Regions from separate parts of the Homo sapiens genome. Here region 1 is linked to region 2. A link is an interaction called in ENCODE POLR2A ChIA-PET data of the cell type or tissue named here. Cell type or tissue: A673. All regions are shown on one strand. Each heading gives the region's core, and the rest is flanking DNA. Links, peaks and the distances in the headings are about the cores only.

The links. ChIA-PET counts read pairs that join two places held together with the same protein. Peaks named below come from ENCODE experiments on the same cell type or tissue, not always from the same donor. Only the 100,000 strongest peaks of a DNase experiment are listed, where the experiment ranks them.
Region 1: POLR2A ChIA-PET joins it to region 2 with 6 read pairs; 1 of 35 experiments calls an interaction of 5 or more read pairs at or near these places.

The regions. Positions count from the first base shown.
Region 1 is chr1:39,169,791-39,175,165 of GRCh38, forward strand. It overlaps a transcript of MACF1 not described here. Among named protein-coding and RNA genes, the nearest start is that of MACF1, 32 kb to the right of the region's middle. RefSeq lists an enhancer at 2,003-2,529. In A673, for the core only: no CTCF peak of the experiment used is centred there; a DNase peak (open chromatin) is centred at 1,111; H3K27ac peaks cover 1,782 bases.
Region 2 is chr1:37,601,167-37,606,541 of GRCh38, forward strand. No RefSeq gene overlaps it. Among named protein-coding and RNA genes, the nearest start is that of GNL2, 7.9 kb to the left of the region's middle. RefSeq lists an enhancer at 2,062-2,356. In A673, for the core only: CTCF peaks have their summits at 2,136 (motif pointing right) and 2,337; a DNase peak (open chromatin) is centred at 2,145; H3K27me3 peaks cover 998 bases.

The sequences.
Region 1 (5,375 bases), core at 154-5,153, 1.6 Mb after region 2:
GAGACTGGAGTCTCGCTCTGTTGCCCAGGCTGGAGTGCAGTGACGTGATCTCGGCTCACTGCAAGCTCCACCTCCCAGGTTCACGCCATTCTCCTGCCTCAGCCTCCCGAGTAGCTGGGACTACAGGCACCTGCCACCATGCCCAGCTAATTTTTTTTTTTTTGTATTTTTTAGTAGAGATGGGGTTTCACCTTGTTAGCCAGGATGTTCTCGATCTCCTGACCTTGTGATCCGCCCGCCTCTGCCTCCCAAAGTGCTGAGATTACAGGCGTGAGCCACCGTGCCCAGCCTCTCCTTGCCCTTTAGTTCTCTTTACCTGGAATGCCCTTGTTCTTTATACTTAACTGAAATCTGTCTATTCCTTCAAGTTTCACTTCAGGTCTTTCTTCTGATGAAGACTTCTCTGATTATCGTAGTCCAAGTTGATGTATCACTTTCCCAAGCTAGTTTTATCTATCTATTGAAATGGTAAGCTTTTTTGAGAGAACTGTTTTATAGACATTTCTATTATTCCCACGGTGCCTCGCTCATGCCTAGCCAAGTTTAAATGCTCCTTACAGAGCACTTATAAAATGTGGTGACCAAAGCCAATCACTCTTTCATTCGACAAATGTGTATGAGCACCTACCATGTGTGCTGTGCTCTGCACTGGGATCCCAGCAATAAACAACACAGAAACAAGACAGGTTATACTGTAGAGAAGGAGACACTAGACAAATATTTGTTGGTCAACAGAATTTGTGGAAGCCAGGCAGGACTCTAAGTGAGGACAAATGACAAGAAGAGGGAGAATTTAGAAAATAAGATATCAGTGAAACGACTATTATAGGAAAAAGGTGTTTAATGGATTCATTCAGCAGGTAATTTATTGAATATCCACTGATACAAATGTATTCCCAGGTATTAGGGATATACCAGTAAATAAAGCAAAGTCCTTTCCCTTGTAGAGCTTATATTCTATCATTTAGAGGCATTTTTGAAAAGCAAAGCACCTAATATTGGATGAAGCCCATCTGTGGGAGGACAGCAGTGAAGGAGTTAAAATGCTTCTAGGGCTCCAGGCTTTGTTGAAACAGATGGTTTCTTTGCACTAGGGAATGTTTTTAAGAGGGATTAGAGGACTGGGCTGAGGAAGGCCTGAGACCTCTTTCCCTCACGCCATAGCACACACACCTGCTGTTCTGGCGCCTGGTAGCTATGTAACTTGTCCCCCACTTGGTAGGCACTTGTTTGCAGGCTTGTGATTGTGACTGTAGGGCTGGCTCTAAGCTTCTGACATTTTTATTTTCCTTTCGTGATTTTTATTTGTGGTCCAACAGCAATGAAGTCCCATTTGAATTTAACAGACGTTGGGACTTGTCTGCGTTCCTTTCTGGTCCATATTTACTTTTACATAATTGTAATCTTTCTGTTTGTGTGTGTGTGTGTGTGTGTGTGTATGTGTGTGTGTATTTTTCTCCCGATCCAGTTTTATTGTGGTAAAATACACATGACAAAAAATTGATCATTGTAAGTACTTTAAAGTGTACAGTTCATTGACATTAAGTACATTCACAATATTGTACAAACACCATGACTATTGAATTGCAGAACTTTTTCATGATCCCAAATGGAAATCCCATATCCATTAAGCAGTAATTCCCCTTCTCCCCAACCCCTGGCAACCACTAATCAGCTTTGTGACTTGCCTGCCCTGGATTTGCTCATTCTGGATATTTTATATAAATTTAGTCATGTGGCCTTTTGTCTCTGGCTTCTTTCACTTAGCATATGCACATATTTACATGCCTTTTCCATGTAACATTATAAGGATTTTTTAAGTGTTTCGTTACAGACATTATAATTTTCTTTTTTGGACACAGTCTCGCTCTGTCGCCCAAGCTGGAGTGCAGTGGTGCTATCGCGGCTCACTGCAACCTCTGCCTCTCGGGTTCACGCCATTCTCCTGCCTCAGCTTCCCGAGTAGCTGGGACTACAGGCACCCGCCACCACGCCCGGCTAATTTTTTTGTATTTTTAGTAGAGACGGGGTTTCACCATGTTAGCTAGGATGGTCTCGATCTCCTGACCTCGTGATCCGCCCGCCTCAGCCTCTCAAAGTGCTGGGATTATAGGCGTGAGCCACCACGCCCGGCCCAGACATTATAATTTTAAGTTATCTTGTTGATAATGGCTTCATTTAGCCATTCATTTATTGTTGAATATTTGGATTGTTTCAAGTTGCTATTATTTTTTAAAATGCTACGGTGGAAACCTCCCTGAGTGTGCTCTGCCATCTTTCAGGGGACTCTGAATGTTGCACATCAGCTGCAGAAGAGCCATTGTGCTTGATTTAGGATAGTGTGGACTGTTATCCAGCTCTGTGGGAGGACAGTCAAGTAATGAATTTTATATAGAAGGGAGCATTATTCTTTGCAAAATAAGACCATGTTATCCAGGGAGTGGCAGGGAAAAGTTTTTTTTCCCCACTGCCTAGAATTCTCTGATAATCCCTCTATCCCTTTGGCTGTAGGAAAGAATTGATTATAGCAGTTGAAGATGAAATGTTTTATTCATTTATTCATTCAACAAATATTTGAGAGCCTACTATATGCCAGACATTTGAAACTTGCTCATGGGTTGAGCTTGGCTAAACAGTGCCTTTCACTCCCTGGGCCTTTCATACCTGCCTGGGAACAAGAATAGGACCTACTTCCAGAGTAATCAGAGAGGATCCAGAGGTCAGAGCCATGTGGGGCCTTATTACCTCATGGTTTAACTCCTCAAGATTTGGTACCATTATAGATACTAATCACACATTAATTTGTCTGCTCACTCTGGGGATTTCAAGGCCAGGCTGCCACTTTTCATACGTGGCTGTTCTTGTTCACCACTCTAACAGAGTCCTGGCTGCTAGGAGATGAGCCATCAGGCCTGTGCCCTCTTAGTAGTTTTGTTCACTATATCCTGGGCAAGGCAGCAAGGAGAAGGTGCTTACTGACTGAGTATAAAAGCTTCAGAGACTTTATTATAGTAACGTTACTGTGTTCATGCAAGGGGTGAGGTTGGCATGTCACAGATTCTGAGTTAGCCCAGATATACTTGGGTTAGTGCTGCTGGGGCCTTCTTGCCTTCTGGCAGACAGCCCTCCTCCCTTTTTTGTCCTTGCTGACCCATTTAACAGAATACTTTTAATTTCTCTCTACCTTGCTAGGAAAATAAAGACCACTTAGGACCATTCAGGGCCACACACTGCTTACAAAACCCAGTGTGGAGTAGAAAAAGCACTGGAGGCCGGGCGCGGTGGCTTTGCCTATAATCCCAGCACTTTGGGAGGCCGAAGCGGGTGGATCACAAGGTCAGGAGATCGAGAGCATCCTGGCCAACATGGTGAAATCCCGTCTCTACTAAAATGCAAAAAATTAACTGGATGTGGTGGCGCATGCCTGTAGTCCCAGCTATTCGGGAGGCTGAGGCAGGGGAATCACTTGAACCTGGGAGGCGGAGGTTGCGGTGACCAGAGATTGCACCACTGAACTCCAGCCTGGTGATGGAGCCAGACTCCATCTCAAAAAAAAAAAAAAAAGAAAGAAAGAAAGAAAAAGCACTGGAAACAATTGCTAGATCTTAAACATTCACTTAGGAAATGCCAAACCTGTAGATTTGGAGTAAGAAGCAGAGAGGCTAGTGAGAGAGTTCAGGGTTTAGGCCTGATTTCTATCCTCTTCCACCTACCACTTGTTGCATTTCCTTCACTGTCAGAATTTGATTGTTCTGTGTCTGTATCTTCAGATGTGTTTTTCCTAGTGTATTTGAAAAACTGTTGAACAGTCCCCTCTGGGCAGGGAGGGAAGAGGGTTAGACAATCAGGAGTAGAGACTCTGTTATTTCTCTCTCCAGACCTAGACCCTGGAGTTAACTGAAGGTCCAGAGTTACTGAGGGGCGGCTGTGTTTGTTTTTCAGTAGGCTGGCTTTACTGAGTGGGATACAAGAGCCCAAAGCACAGGCCATTCCCAGAAGCCTAACATTTTCATATTTCTTTCTCTGCCAAAGAATCTTTGGTTAGGGTTAAGAATAACTAGTCTGTCTGTGGAAATACCAAGGCCTTTTGTTTGCCAGAAGAAAAGCGCTTTTGATTAAGGCTGCCTTTTCTCTCTCTCTTTTTTTTTTCTTAAGCTGTTGTGGGAAGACTTCAGAGCCTCTGAAGGTGCCGTATTTAAGGGGTGTAGGGGAAGGAATGATAGCTAAATAGAACTAAGGGAGACTTAATCGTGCTTTACCGCACATTTGTGCAGAGATTAACAACAGCAACAAAATCTACCCAGTTTTTGGTCATTGCTTCTACTAGCCTTTCTTTCTTCCTGTCTTTTATGAAATCTACCCAAAACAGTAGTTCCCAAAGGACCTGCTGTACTGATCTGACCTTGAATCATACTCTATCACTTAGTGTGATTTGGGGCATGTTACTTAACTTTTCTCTTTAGGCTAGAGTTTTGCAACTATAAAATGGGGATTATAGTAGACCATTTTCATAGGGTTATAATGAGAATTGAATGAGTTAATATGTGGAAAATACTTAGGACAGTGCCTGGCACATAGTAAGAGCTTATCCCAGTAAATATTACTGCTACTGTGTATGGCAAATGCTGAGTGTAGCTTTATTTTTTCGATTAGTAATTCCAAATGTGGCTTTCTAGGGTTAGCAAAGTCAGGGCTTTTTTTTTATAGAATGAAAAGGAAGCAGACATTCCCATTAGGCATTAACTTTTTATCAGTCAGAGGCAAAGGGAAAGATTTATTCTCTGTGTGGACGCATCATAGAGGCTCAGTGTCTTCTTAGTTGAATGTCAACAAGGGAATCAATTTCATCATGAAGAACTACTCTTTGGCAAAAGCAAGGGCGAGGGTTGGGTTGTGTACTTTCGTAGTCTTTGTCTGAGAGTAGTGATGTTTCTTGTGCCCCAGGAAAGCTTGAACCAAGGTATAGAGAAAGGGCCCCTGATCCTCCAAATTTACAGTAGTAAGAGAAGCAAGAAATATCTTAGTAGGAAAAGGGGAAACCCTCAGGGCTGGGTCTCGTCCCAGTGACTCTACTACCAGGTCTGGAGAATGTCACTAGTGGAGGCTCTGGGCAAGTGCCTGGCCACTGCATTTCCCTGGCCATAGTAAGAGATGTGCAGAATGACCTGCCCTAAGTCTCTGGGCTGTTTGTTTTATAAACTGCTACCTTCTTCCCCAAATTGCTGGGAGTGGCTAAGGAAGTGGCACAGAAATTTAGATTTTTGTGTCTTTCTTGCCCTTTTCTGTATTGTCTTTAGTTTTTAGAAGGACTTTCTTGGCTGCCTTCTCCCTCCCCCACCTTGCTCCATCCTCTCTTGCAAAGTAAAATCTCATCT
Region 2 (5,375 bases), core at 234-5,233:
TCTGAGAAGCACTTTTATGAGATGCTATTAATGGCCTCTAATTTTCAGCATGGTTTAGATAACTCAAGACTGCTGGCCGTGTCCTGAGAAGTGGATCCAGAACACACATTGATGTGGGAATTTAAAGTATAATTCCAAATTGTAGGTAATTGTTTAAGCTCTGAGGAGGCTGGAGGGCCTATATTAAGTCATCTCCCCAGGATCAGTGTGTTTCCTATTACACTCAATATCTATCTGTCCAGGGATCCTTTTGATTTTGAAGCCGTTAGACCAAATCTTTGTGTAATTCTTTACTCCCTTCTCTCCTGCCTACCTCCCTCCTTTTTCTTTAAGAAAACACTTTTTAAAAACTTTATCCAGGTCCCTTGGTTTGTTTCCAGTAGAATAATGTCATGTTAAAGAATCTGAAAAGTTAACTTCCCATCTAAAACCAACAGATCAGTGGAGCTCTGTCTGTCAGAAGTTCAGTCTTGCCCTAAGGGCATCCTCTGCCCAGCAAGACACTGAGATTTTCCTTGACCTCCTCCATCCCTCTTGCTCTTCTGTCTAGACTAGGAACAAAATCTTATTTCTAAAATAGAGATTCAGGCAAAGGTATGGAAGAAAGTCAGGGTGAATATCTTCTCAAGCAGCAGAGGAAGAACTAGTCAAAACCTTTAGCTATGTTTCCTTTTTTAGAGCCCCAGTTAGAAAAAGATAAGTCTATCACTCCCTCATCTTTGGGAAAAGCAATCCTTCCTACTCACTTTTTAACCCAGTTTGGAGGAATCTTCTAGATGTTTTTGTTTTGTTTTGTTTTGTTTTGTTTTGAGACAGAGTCTGGCTCTGTCACCCAGGCTGCAGTGCAGTGGCACAATCTCGGCTCACTGCAACCTCGGCCTCCCGGGTTCACGCCATTCTCCTGCCTCAGCCTCCCGAGTAGCTGGGACTACAGGCGCCCGCCACTACGCCTGGCTAATTTTTTGTATTTTTAGTAGAGACGGGGTTTCACCATGTTAGCCAGGATGGTCTCGATCTCCTGACCTCGTGATCTGCCCACCTCGGCCTCCCAAAGTGCTGGGATTACAGGCATGAGCCACCACGCCCTGCCAGATGGTTTTTTGTTGTTGTCATTTGTTTGTTTGTTTGTTTTGAGACGGAGTCTCACTCTGTCATCCAGGCTGGAGCACAGTAATGCGATCTTGGCTCACTGCAACCTCTGCCTCCCAGGTTCAAGCAATTCTCCTGCCTCAGCCTCCTGAGTAGCTGGGATTACAGGTGCCTGTCACCATGCCCAGCTGATTTTTGTATTTTCCGTAGTGACAGGGTTTCACCATGTTGGCCAAGCTGGTCTCAAACTCCTGACCTCAAATGATCCACCTACCTCAGCTTCCCAAAGTGCTGGGATTACAGGCATGAACCACTGCACCTAGCCCCTTCTAGATGCTTTAAAAGTCTATCTGAGAGACTTTAAAGTTGTCAGTTTTGCTTCTAGCTAGAGCTAGGGAAATCCCCAAGATGCCCAGTCACTGTGCCCAGGACCTGGGGACTCAGGTTTTGCTGTGTCCTCCCCACTCTCCTACGTCAAGAAAAGGCATGAACCAAACCAAGTAGCTTATCTCTGAGTGCAGGGGTAGGCAAATTACAGCCCACAGGCCAAATCCCACCAGTTGCTGTTTTTATGTGGCCCAAAAGCTAAGAATGGTCTTTATGTTATTAAATGACCGACCAAATTCAAAATAAGAATAGTATTTTGTAACATGTGAAAATTATATGAAATTCAAACTTCTGGGTTCATAAATAAAGTTTTATTGGTTCACAGCCACACTATTTGTTTACATATGGTCTATGGCTGATTTTGCACTACAAAGGCAGAGATGAGTAGCCACGACAGACCACATATGGCCTGTGAAGCCTAAAATATTTACTACCTGGCCCTTTACAGAAAACACTTGCCTACAACCCCCTGTGCTAGGGCACTGGTATGTGTTCTGATCATTGAAGAGACAGGGAATTGACCATTCAATGACTATTTATTTGCCATTGCTCTCTGAGAGTGAACATTGCCCATCCCACTATAGAGGTATATTTCATTTTTTCTGCCCTGGGGATTCAAACGAGGGTCCACTCCTCACCTGATGTAGCTGATGCTTTCATAGACCAGCAGGGGGCTCTCTGCAGAGGTTTAAAATTCACGGAGAGAGAGCCGGTGCTAGAGGGCAAAAGCAAGTCTCAGGGGAGCAGCACTGACCTGTCAGTCCCCTAACTGAGCTCCAGGACTTTTTTTTTTTTTTTCCTGAGGCCAAAGGAGAAGGGAGCTTCAGGCAGAAATCCAAAGGGCTCCTTTGTCCGCAGTCTTTGTGAAAGCAACTTTGGTGACCTTGAAGCAAAGCACAACAGAAAGTAGAGGAGATGGTCCACTTGCCCGGCATGGTTCTGGTGCACCGTGGTCTCTAGGGGCTACACCCAGGGTGGGCAGCTTCAACTGTGTTGGAGGCAGCCCCTGCAGTGGGGCATGGGGGCACACACTGGCAGGTGGTCTTGAGTAGCTTTGTGAGCAATGCATGCTGATGAGGGGCTCAAGAGGCAAGGCAGGGGTGGATGGATGTCCTTGCAGGCCCTATAGCGTTATTTGTAAGCACATATGATCCAACCCTCAGAATCCCCTCCTGCCAATAAATGAGACACTCACCAGGCTGCATATCATGGTACTAAGGTATGGAAAAGCACATGGAAAATGCAGGTTTTCAAATAGCTAAGTGGTAGCTGAGCCAGACTACCTGCGGTCCAATTCTGACCTCATTTATTTATTAGCTGTGTGTCCTTGGTCACATCCTTTTACCTCTTTGTGTCTCAGTTTCCTCATCTGTAAAATCGGCCTAATAATGGTATCCACCTCACAGGGCTGTGTTGAGGGTTAAATGAAGCAATGCAAGTAAAAGGCTTAGAATAGTGTAAGCACTGTGTCGATGTGTAGTACTGTAAGCATTATGTGTATGCGCATAGTGTAAGCACTATGAGAGTATTTCCAACTGTACCCACAGCCTCAAGAGACTTGGGAAAGAACAGGAATGCAATAATACATCCCACAGTCTCTGCTCTCAGGAGCTAACCTTAGGCTATGGGACACAGACATGGATGTCATAAAGGTGAAATAGTCCATAGAAACATACAGGAGGAGCAGCTACTGGGGAGGGGCCTCCTTCACAGAGGAAGGGTAATTCCATCTAGGTATGAAATATGAGTAGAAGGTCTACAGATGAAAGCAGGGAGAAACACATTTTAGGTGGAGGGAACAGCATAGACGAAGGCATGGGAACTTGAATGTGTATTTGTATTGGGCACAGTGAGTAATTCTGAGTAGAAGAGTAGATGGGGCAGGGGATGGGGGTGGCAGGAGATGGGCCTGGAAATCTGGGTCGTCATCAACAGTTGTGGCCAAATGACAGAAAGATCGAGATTGCATTGCTTTTGGCCTGGTGCTCCACTGAACTTTGATGCTGGCCTCATTTTGCCTCCTAGAAGGAAAAATGAGTAAGCACCATCAATAATTATCATCTCCAGGGCTAATATAAGAACATACCCATCCAAGAGGGACCACTTCATTCATTCAATCAACAAACATCTAGCTTGTGATACCAAAAGACAAATGCAATTGGTCAAATATACAGGAAAAATATGGACTGGGCAAGCCATGGCTGTGAAGAACCTGTGGCTACACAGCCAAAGGAAAGCAAAAAAAAGGAAGAGAAAGGAGAGTGACCGATGGGGTGCTACAGGCCGTCTGGGAGAGCAGAGAAGCCAGTCAGCCAGCATGGAGAGAGATCAGGAGGATCAGAAGGGTGAAACAGGTTTGAAAAAAGTGGGAGAAAAAAAGAGGGAAACAGAAGGGTAAACCATGGGAATGCGATGAAAATGTGTTTGTGAAAAATTGAGGTGCAATGTCTGTGGACGTTTTGTTGGTTTGGTGGTGGGAAAAGAATTGTAACTATGTGTGGTAGGCAAATACCTCGTACAGTAAAATACCTTGTGAGAATGAATGTGCGGGCATGAGAGAAATCAAGCACAGTCTATCAGCAATGGTCCTGCCCTTGGGAGAAAGGCCAAGTATATATTCAAGGCAATTGTTGCCAGAGTCTGCAAGCCCCTGGGGCATATCCGAAGTCTGAGCCAGACGGGTTATGTGTATCTCAACCTGGAACAGGCAGCTTTTTATCAGACTTTTCTGTCCAAAGTAGGGAGGCGCTGCTGCACTCCTCCACGCTGAGCCCAGCCCTGGAGGTAGCTGGGCAGGCTGAGTTTCTACTCTGGGGCCCACAAAGAGGTGGCTCCAGCTTCAGGCCCAACCCAGGGCAGTGCTCACATTGGGCTTGCCGCGCCATTGGCTCCTGAGGCCCAAGGTGCGCCAAGGGCAGTCCAATACCCTTTAGGGTGTGGTTTCCTCATGCCCCAGGCAGCAAGGAGTGTAGCAACGAGACACTGGCTCAAATCGGGAACCATTATCCATATGTAAAGCCCTCAGAGATAAATCTGATGGGAACGATGATCAGATTAAAATGTTGAGTTCTGTCATCATGAGCCTGCTAGTCACTTGGCCTCAGCACCGAGTCCTCCCTCTTCAAGTCCTCCAAGATGAGACAGTGGAGTTCAACTGCCTGAATGGCCATCCTGACATCCCCATGGGGCAGGCTTGGGTCAGCAGGGCCACAGCTCACTGCCTCACCCACCCAACCGCCACAGCCTCTTCCCATCTCAGTGTCCTGCTCCAGTTCCAAATCCTTAGGAGAATACTTTCCATGGTCCCTGGGATTGTGACACCCTCATCGTCACACATTTGCCAAGCGAGCCTTCCAGGACTGGCCCAGGAAAGCCAGTTCCTTTGTTCCTTGCGCTGCCAGCTCATTTGACAGGCTTGGATCTGACCTGGCTGTTGCAGCATCACCTATCCCCCTCTTCTGCCCCCAAGTCCCTGTCCCTCCCCTACTCCCCGCTTCTGTTCCCCTGCCCTGAAGGCTGCCAGTTTATTCCTTTTGGAGATGAACTCATTGTTGACTTTAACTCACTTCGATGTTTCCCAGGGAAGCATTCTGGCGGGAGGCCCACCGCAGCTCCTTGAAGAAGACAGCCAGGCGAGGGCCAAGACTGGGTGCCAGGGGCCTTGGAACTGCCAAAATGCCTCCCATTTTATGGACAGGCCTGGCTCACCCTGAAGACATTCCAAGTATTTAATCAGCAGTCCATGGTACATATTGGGTTGCAGAGGGAGCCCTCAGAAGCTGGACTTTTAGGAGACAAAACTCAGCCAGAGGAAGGAGCTGGCCTTCTACATGGACCAGGCTGATGCTCAACAGATGGAAAAAGTGCATCCCAATAACAAGGATCAATAACCGAAGGCT